Regions from separate parts of the Homo sapiens genome. Here region 2 is linked to region 1. Evidence: read pairs that join two places in POLR2A ChIA-PET (ENCODE). Cell type or tissue: Panc1. All regions are shown on one strand.

Region 1 (5,000 bases):
TAGATCCTATATTGTGACAATGTAAGGATTGTCCAAGGATGAATAGCACATTAATCTCCCATAACCTTAGGTGCCTCACTAAGTATGATTAAGTCTTAGGAGTGAGAATAATTTTCATTATTTTGGTCTGTAGTCAGCTTCTGATCACCACCACAATTTCAAAAGATCTCGATTTAGTGTTTCCCTGCTTCTGAATAGGCCGAGTGACTGCCTTCTTTCTCCTCAGTCTTATCTTGCCAGCATTTTAAATGTAATTGATATCACCTGCAATTTTATGCCGTCCTAAACAAGGAGTTGCCCACATTAAGTCTTTTAAAACACCATGGCATTTATTTTCACAATTGGTTGTCTTTTGTTTATAAGTAAAGCTTTTACTGCTTGCGGTCTTTACTTTTGCCCTCTGGTGGTCTTCATTTTCACTTTTCTTGTCCTTTATTTAAAACGGCCTTGAATTGGTTAACTGCACTTCTCAGCAACCTCCTCCACTTACCACCATTTGGTGTAGGCTCAATGAATGTTAACTGTTTTTTACGCTGGTTTAAACTGAATATAATTAGGACAGCGAATTTGTTTCAGAACCTGATGGAAAACAGGTATTGCATATATATTTAGTGGTTACGTTCTGCGGGCTTGGATGTTTGTATCCTGCTTGTTCCTTTTCTGAACACAGATAGTTATTTGAGTTGAATTAGCTATTTGTTGACTGGCCATTTTGCAAGTTACTGTTTTTGAAAACAAGATATTAATTTAATCAAAGCTTACTTTGGTAGTGATTGTACCTACTTCCAAACTTGCCGTAGGTTTCCATATTCCATTGAAGCTACTTTTGATCCTTAAGATGCTACATGACTGGTATGAAATCTCTCATAGTTGTGGGGAAAAGATGATATAAGAAGCTTCAGGCTGGACATAGTGGCTCACACCTGTAATCTCAGCACTTTGGGAGGCTGAGGGGGACAGATCACTTGAGGCCAGGAGTTCAAGATCAGCCTGGCCGACATGGCGAAACTGTCTCTACTAAAAATACAAAAACTAGCCGGGTGTGACGGTGCACACCTCTAATTCCAGCTACTAGGGAGGCTGAGGCAGGAGAACTGCTTGAACCTGGGAAGTGGAGGTTGCAGTGAGCCGAGATCGTGCCACTGCATTCCAGCCTGGGCAACAGAGCAAGACTCCATCTCAAAAAAAAAAAAAAAAAAGCTTCAGATTTATATTTTGTTGAAGATTAAGTAAAAAAAAAAACAACAAAAATCTTATGAAACATGGTTTTAGGTACCTTCTGACAAACAACTGGGGGATGTGCTGCATCAGTTCTGCCCATACTTTTCCTAACTGCGTATTTTCCTACCTTTAGTTGTTTTTCTTATTGAAGTCTTCTAGTTCTTTTGTTCGTGTGTGTGTGTGTGTGTGGGTGTGCTTTGAGATGGAGCTTCGCTCTTGTTGCCCAAGCTGGAATGCAGTGGCGCTATCTCGGCTCACTGCAACCTCCGCCTCCCTGGTTCAGGCGGTTCTCCTGTCTCAGCCTCCTGAGTAGCTGGGATTACAGGCACACGCCACCACGCCCACCTAATTTTTTGTATTTTTTAGTAGAAATGGGGTTTCACCATGTTAGCCAGGCTGGTTTCAAACTCCTGACCTCAGGTGATCCACCCATTTTGGTCTCCCAAAGTGCTGGGATTATAGGCGTGAGCCACCACGCCTGGCCGTTCTTTCTTGTTTCTGTTTATACTGTCACATTTAGTATTTATACATCTTTTTCTCTCAAGGAAGGCATCTGCCGTTTTAATTGGATGATTATATCAGAGGGCTCTTTTCTATATCTTAGCTAGAGCAGGTATCTGAGAAGTCCTTTTTGCCATTAACTAAGGGGCCGTCAAGTACTTTGTGAAAACAGCATACTCGTGTATGCATTTATATGAGAAATATTTTTATAAAGCGATTAACATGCCATGTGGGCCATGGATCTCTCACTGATTCATGTGTTTTCAAGAAAACATGTTTTTATTTTTTAAATTGCATTGAGCTTCCTTTAAAAAAACTGTTATTTCTCCAAAGATAAATTTCATTTTCTACTTAGGAAAACAGATGACTCTTTTTCCCTCAAATGCCTTCTGTGAAATGACATGTGGAGCTGTTAGGCATTGTGAATCTGTTTTATTTACCCCAGTGTTACAGAAAGACGGAAGGCAATTTTAGCTTCTTTAAAGAGACACTGGCCTGGGGTAAATAACAATTTAGTCCAGGTGGGTAGAAAAGAATGCTTATGACATTCTTTTCATCAGCTCCATGTGTAACCTCCAAGCAGGAGGTCAGGCAGTAAAACATTTGAGTGAACTGGTGAAATGTTTTGTATTTATTTACAAGGCACTTAAACACAAGACTGATCCCAATAAACTCAACAAGTCAGAGTGATGGAGGAAAGTATATGGTGCATGCAGAACAGTAAAAGCGGGGACTGGAGGGGGGCCTGTAGATTGCATTTAGCCTGCTCCTCTCTTCCTACCGTGGAGAGATGACCATCAGTGCAGTGGTTATGGGTGAGTTTCATGAGGAAGGTAATGAGCCCCTTTCTGTTCCCACCTGCTGCTGAACTACTTGACATTTTCTTTTAGATTCCAGGCATCCTGAAGTATTTAAATTCTGTTTTGCTGAAAATTCTTCATTCTTTTTGTGTAACTTTCTTGAATCAAAACTTCTGTTCCACCATTCTTAGTGTTGTATCTGTTATGCTGGAGTTGATGACTTGATTCCATTGCTTACCACAGTCTAATTTAAAACAAAAGCATTCTAAAACCTTCTCAGTTTCGTCATTTTTATTGTTACTATATATTTATTGGTTTAGATGTAGTTTGTAGAGAATCAAAAGAAAAGAGGACAGTTTCTTTGGATAAGACGTTCATAACCTTTTCTCCTCAAGAAAGCCTGCCACATAGTAAGCTCTGGGGTCAGTAAGTCATTGCCGGCTTAGCTGTTGTTCATTTTCTCATTGCATCTCTACCAAATGATGGGCAGACAGACTGATTCATACCTGACTGTTCTGCATATATTCTGCATATATATATATATATATTTTTTTTTTTTTTTTTTTGAGACAGGGTTTTTTTCTGTCACTCAGGCTGGAGTGCAGTGGCATGATCATAGCTTACTGTGGCCTCGAACCCCGCGGGCTCAAGGGATCCTCCCACCTCACCCTCCCAAGTAGCTGGTACTATAGGCGCTAGCCACCATGCCCAGCTAATTTTTTATTTTTTGTAGAGACAGAACTTTCTTTGTTGCCCAGGTGGTTTTGAACTCCTGGGCTAAAGCCGTCCGCCCCCCTTGGCCTCCCAAAGTGCTAGGATGACAAGCGTGAGCCACGACACCCAGCCTGCTTGCTTATATTTTGAATAAAAGATTTCATGGGGCGGGAGGGTTAAAACTCTTTGTGAATATTAATAATCCAGATTAATTTGAAAGAACTTTCATGTAATATGCTACTCAAAAAACAGTATATGCAAGCGATTATCTCTATCACCTAGCAGAAGGCTAGGCAGGATTGGTTTAACAAGTAAATAAGAATAATTTAGTGTTAGCCTGCTATACAAATAAGAGTGCTTTAGTATCTGAAACTGTCCCTGGAATGTATCAATGTATATTAGGAAGTTACTTCAGTATATTATGGACCAGCAGGCATTATTGAGAACTCACTGTGTTGCAAGTTTGGGGCAGTAACTCTGAAAATAAATAAGGTGCTTCTAGTTGGAGATGGGGGTGGGGGAACAGACTCAATCAGATCATTTTTGGAGTGGTGAGGGCTTTGATACAGGAATGCAATGCTGTATAAAGGTGCTTCCCTCTTGATTGTTGAGTTTTGTTTTGTTTTGTTTTTTGAGACAGTCTTGCTCTGTCACCCAGGCTGGAGTGCGGTGTCATGATCTCAGCTCACTGCAACCTCCATCTCCCAGGTTCAAGCAATTCTCCTCCCTCAGCCTCCCAAGTAGCTGGGATTACAGGTGCCCACCACCATGCCTGGCTGATTTTTGTATTTTTAGTGGAGGTGGGGTTTCACCATGTTGGCCAGGCTGGTCTTGAACTCCTGACCTCAGGTGATCTGCTTGCCTTGGACTCCCAAAGTGCTAGGATTACAGGCATGAGCTGCTGTGCCTGGCCTGTTTCGTTTTGTTCTTTTTAATTAAAGGCAATGATCAAATTATCTAGGAAATTAGTTTAAAGCCAACATACCTAAAATATAAAACAGAACACAAGGCAGATATTCTTAGGACATTTTCCTCAAACTAACATTTATTTATCTTGCTGCCTGAACATAAAGACTTTTTTTTGGGTAGCGTAGTTACTTAATTTTACCTCTTTTTTTGTTTCAGTTTAGCTGAATATAACTTTATCTAAAATAAAGTGAATAGCTGTTGTATTTAGAAGTAGCACAAATAATAGGGTAACTGTACCCCTTCCTTGTTCTGTCCCACTTGCACCCAGCCAACCCATCTGCCCAGTGGGATTTTAAATGGTTTCAGTCCTTGGGCTCAAGAGAACCCAGAGGAAGTTCATTTTTGAAGTCTCATCCTCTCTGTATGAATAAATTCCTTGGTCATTATCTACTGTTTTTCATTCTTTGTGAAATAGATCATCTACCACAGTGGATAATAGAGGATAATACTATTCAAGACAAAAGCCTATATTTGGAATAGTTTATGTAATGTAACATATTTAATATGCTTAATGACCTTAATGAAATGAAGATGTGAAAAATAAACTATTGTCATTCTGGGGATATCATTTATCAGATTCTAAAAGGGCTGTTTCTGAATCTGGTTAGGGAGTTTCTTTTATTAGTAGTGGCGAATAGAGAGTAGTGGTTTGGATATATTGGTGTCATATTTTAGTTGGGTAGAAATATCTCTGACATTTTTACATGATGTGTTTTCCCATCTTCTCCAAAACAATAATTTCATCCTCGGGAAGAGAAATTCATCCCATCCATGGTGGATTTTCGGATACAGTAC
Region 2 (5,000 bases), 74 kb before region 1:
AGTGCAGAATCTAGTTTCTGAAGCTGGGCACAGTGGCTCACTCCTGTAATCCCAGCACTTTGGGAGGCCGAGGCAGGCGGATCACCTGAGATCAGGAGCTTGAGACCAGCCTGGCCAACATGGTGAAACCCCGTCTGAACTAAAAATACAAAAATTATCCAGGTGTGGTGGCAGGCACCTGTAATCCCAGCTACTAAGGAGGCTGAGGCATGAGAATTACTTGAACCCAGGAGGCGGAGGTTGCAGTGAGCCGAGATCATGCCACTGCACTCCAGCCTGGCCAACCGAGTGAGACTTCATCTCTGGGGGGAAAAAAAAATCTAGGTTTTGGGAGGATTGGTTCCCTGTCAGGGCTATGAGGGAAAGATCTGCTCTAAGCCTCTCTCCCTAGCTTGCAGATGGCCATCCTCACATTCACATGGCATTCTCCCTGTATGCATGTCTATTTCATAATGTCCCCTTTTTATAAGGACTCCAGAAATAGTGGATTAGGGCCCAACCTAATGACCTCATTTTGACTCTGTAAAGACCCTCTCTCCAAATAAAGTCACATTCTGAAATACTGGGGACTAGGAGTTCAACATATACATTGGGGGAATGGAGGGAGCACAGTTGAACCTGTAACATCTCTTTATAGTTCTAGTAGCTCTTTTGTAGATTGATTGGTATTTTCTACGTGTGTTATCTGTGAATCAACACAGTTTTACTTCTTTCTTTCCAACCTGTGTGTTTCCTCTTTATTTTTCTTCCCTATTTTCTTTTTTTTTTTTTTCTTTTTTGACGAAGTCTCGCTCTTTCGCCCAGGCTGGACTGCAGTGGCGCTATCTCGGCTCACTGCAAGCTCCGCCTCCCGAGTTCACACCATTCTCCTGCCTCAGCCTCCCGAGTAGCTGGGACTACAGGTGCCCACCACCGTGCCTGGCTACTTTTTTTTTTTTTTTTTTTTTAATTTTTAGTAGAGACAGGGTTTCACCGTGTTAGCCGGGATGGTCTCTGTCTCCTGACCTCGTGATCCGCCCGCCTTGGCCTCCCAAAGTGCTGGGATTACAGGCGTGAGCCACTGCACCCAGCCTTTTCTTCCCTATTTTCACAGGGTAGGACCTCAAGCACAATGTTGAATAAATGTCATGAGAGTCCCCATCTTTTTTGTCCTCCTGATATTAACGAAAAGCATTTGGTCTTTCAGCACTAATAGCTGTAGGTTTTTGTAGATGCCCTTTATCAGACTGAGGAAGTTTCCTTCTATTCCAGTTTGTTGAATTCTTATCATGATTAGATGTTGGATTTTATCAAATGACTTTTCTGCATCTATTTAGATAATCATAGAGTAGTTCTTTTTTATTTGATTAATATGAAGATGTCATTGTTTGATTTTCAAACGTTAAAATAACCTTGTATTTCTGTTATATGTCTGACTTGGTCATAGTATATTATCCTTCTTATATATTGATGGATTTGATTTGGTAATATTTGCTGATGATTTTTGCAGCTATGTACAGGTAAGATATTGGTTCATATTTTTCCTTCTAATTATGTCATTAAGCATGATTACAAACTGCTCTGGTTTAAGTATCAGGTATATATATATATATATATATATGTATATAGTTTGTTTGTTTGTTTTTTGAGACAGAGTCTAGCTCTGTCACCCAGGCTGGAGTGCAGTGGCACCATCTTGGCTCACTACAACCTCTGCCTCCCAGGATCAAGCAATTCTCCTGCCTCAGCCTCCCAAGTAGCCAGGATTACAGGTGTGCACCTGGCTAATTTTTGTATTTTTAGTAGAGACAGGGTTTCACCATGTTGCCAGGCTGGCCTTGAACTCCTGACCTCAAATGATCCGCTCGCCTTGACCTCCCAAATTACTGGGATCATAGGCGTGAGCCACCACACCCAGCCTCGGGTATAATCTGACCTCATAAAATTAGTTGAGAAGTGTTTCCTCCTCATGCCTTTTCTGAAAGAGTTTGTGTAGAATTGGTATCATTTATTCTTTAGTGCTTGAGCCTAGAATTTTCTCTGTGGGGGGTCTTAATTGGAAATTAAACTTTTTGCTAGGAGCAGAGGCTCATGCCTATAATGCCAACACTTTAGGAGGCCGAGGCATGAGGATAGCTTAGGACCAGGAGTTTAAGACCAGCCTGTGCAACATAGGAAGACCCTGTCTCTACAAAATCAATAACACTTAGATGGGCATGGTGGCAAATGCAGCTACTTAGGAGGCTGAGGCAGGATGATCACTTGGGCCCAGGAGGTGAAGGCTGCAGTGAGCTGTGGTCATGCCACAGCACTCCAGCTGGGGTAAGAGAAAGATCCTGTCTCAAAAAGAAAGGGAGATAAATTAAATTTTGTCATTGAAAAAGCGTTTTTTGAATGTTCTATTTTATTTTACACAGTTTTAGTAGGTTCTGTCCTTCAAAGATTTTTTCTATTTTATCTATGTTGTCAAAATTATTGGTACATTGTTTTTCAGATTATTCTATCATCCTTTTAATGGACTTGTAATATGTAATGTTCTCTCTTTCATCCCTGACGCTGGTAATTTGTGTTCTCTCTACCCACTTCCCTCTCATCATTCAGCTAAAATTTTACCAACTTTATTGATCTTTTCAAAGAACCAACTTTTAATTTTATTGATTTATGTATATGATTGTCCATTTTCTATTTTATTGATTTCTGTGCTCATCTTAATACTTTAAGTTTTTCTTTTTTTACTAGCTACTTAAACTGGAAGCTTAAATAATTGATTTTAGACCTTTCTTTTTTTTTAATATAAATATTTTAGCTTTACCTGACCCCCAAAATTTGTTTGTTGTCTTTTCCCCTTTTCCCCCCTTAGAAACAGGGTCTCGCTGTGTAGTGATGTGATCATAGCTCATGACAGCCTCAAACTCCTGGCACAAGCAATCCTTCCATCTCAGCCTCCTGAGTAGCTAGGACTACAGGCACATGCCACCATGCTCAGCTAAGCTTTTTGCTTTTTGTTGAGATGGGATCTCACTGTGTTGCTCAGGCAGGTCTCAAACTCTAGGCCTCAAGCTAGCATCATGCCTCAACCTCCCAAAAGTGCTGGGATTACAGGCATCAGCCACAACTCCCCCGTATTTTCATTTGTATTCCTTTTTAAATATTTTCTAACTTCTCTTATGATTTCTTATTTGACCTGTGGATTATTTAAAAGTATAATGCTTAATTACCAAATATTTGTAAATTTTCTAGATATTTTTCTATTGTAAATCTTAATTTAATTCTGTTGCGATTAGAGAACATACTCTGCATGGTCCCAATCATTTTAAATTTAATGAGACTTAACCAAGTCTCAGTATGTTGTCAAGCTTACTGGGTATTCCCGATGCCCTTAGGAAAATGTGTATTTTACATTTTGTGTATGAAGTGTTCTATAAATATCAATTATGTCAATCTTGTATTCTCTATCATTAAGATTTTGCATCTACTTGCTCTATCAATTACTGAAAGAGGAGTATTGAAATTTCCAACTATAATTGTGAGTTTATCTATTTATTCCTGCCAATTCAGATTTTGGTTCATATAACTTGGAGCTGTTATTAGAAGTGTACACAAATTGTTATTCTTACTGAATTATACTTTTATTATTATGCAATATCCTTTTGATCTCTAGATATATTCCTTGTTGTGAAATTTACTTTCTCTAATACTGACATAGCTACTCCAGCTTTCTTTTGTTTATTGTTTATATATCTTATTTCATCCCTTTACTTTTATTTATATACTTATTTATTTATTTGTTTTTAGAACTCAAGTTCTGCTTACTAGGATGGAGATGTCAGTGCTTTATCAAAGATGAAGAGGCCACCCATTTGTGTCTATATTTGAAGTATGGTTTTTGTAGGCAGCATAGTTGAGTTCTTTTTTATTTAGTTTTGCGATCTCTGCTATATTAGTTGAGCTGTTTAGAATATTTATATTTAAAGCAATGTTTGATATGGTTCTTTTAAATCTTGCTATTTGTTTTTGTTTTCCTACCTATTATTTGGGTTTTTTTCTAGGTTTCTTTTTCTTTCTTTTTTTTTTTTTTTTTTTTGAGATAGAGTTTTGCTCTGTCACCCAGGCTGGAGTGCAATGGCACAATCTCGACTCACTGCAACCTCCACCTCCCAGATTCAAGCGATTCTCCTGCCTCTCCCAAGTAGCTGGGATTACAGGCATGTGCCACCATGCCCAGCTAATTTTTGTATTTTTAGTAGAGGCAGGGTTTCACCCTTTTGACCAGGCTGGTCTCAAGGTTTTTTTCTAGGTTTCTTATGGAATACAGTAATGAGAATTTTTATGATTTATTTTTCTCTACAATATTGGCTTATAGCTATAGCTTTTTGGTTTTGTTTTTATTTGCAGTGGTAGCTCTGAGGTTGATCGTATATATCCTTAACTTATCAGAGTCTACCTTCAAATAACATTATACCACTTTATATATAATGTTACCATATGTTTTATTTTCCCCTTCTCAGCTTTTATACTATTGTTGTTATACATTTTACTTCATATATTGTAAATCTTATCATATTATTATCTTTTATTTAAACCATTAATTATGTTATAAAGAAACCTTTAAAACTACAGGAAATTACTGTTATATAACCCAACTATTTATAATTTCTGATGAACTTCATTCCAAGTTTCTATCTATTATCATTTTCCTTTTGCCTGAAGAAATTCTTTTTTTGTGGCAGTAAATTTCTTCAGCTTTTACGTGTCTGAACATTTTTGATTTATCCTTATTTTTGAAAGATATTTTTGCTGGGAATTCTGTGTTGTTGGGTGGTTTGTTTTGTTCTGATTTTTTCTTTCTTTTTTTTTGACTCTCGCTCTGTCACCAAGGATGAAGTGCAGTGATGCAATCTCGGCTCAATGCAACCTCCGCCTCCCGGGTTCAAGTGATTCTCCTGCCTCCACCTCGAGTAGCTGGGATTACAGGCATGCGCCACTATGCCCAGCTAATTTTTGTAGTTTTAGTAGAGACA

What was found. ChIA-PET counts read pairs that join two places held together with the same protein. Peaks named below come from ENCODE experiments on the same cell type or tissue, not always from the same donor. Only the 100,000 strongest peaks of a DNase experiment are listed, where the experiment ranks them.
Region 2: POLR2A ChIA-PET joins it to region 1 with 7 read pairs; 4 of 35 experiments call an interaction of 5 or more read pairs at or near these places.

The regions. Positions count from the first base shown.
Region 1 is chr1:214,518,136-214,523,135 of GRCh38, reverse strand. The region is part of intron 1 of PTPN14 (protein tyrosine phosphatase non-receptor type 14); the gene reads left to right. Among named protein-coding and RNA genes, the nearest start is that of PTPN14, 31 kb to the left of the region's middle. In Panc1, no CTCF peak of the experiment used is centred here; no DNase peak of the experiment used is centred here; H3K27ac peaks cover 4,748 bases.
Region 2 is chr1:214,591,986-214,596,985 of GRCh38, reverse strand. No RefSeq gene overlaps it. Among named protein-coding and RNA genes, the nearest start is that of CENPF, 8.7 kb to the left of the region's middle. In Panc1, no CTCF peak of the experiment used is centred here; no DNase peak of the experiment used is centred here; H3K27ac peaks cover 136 bases.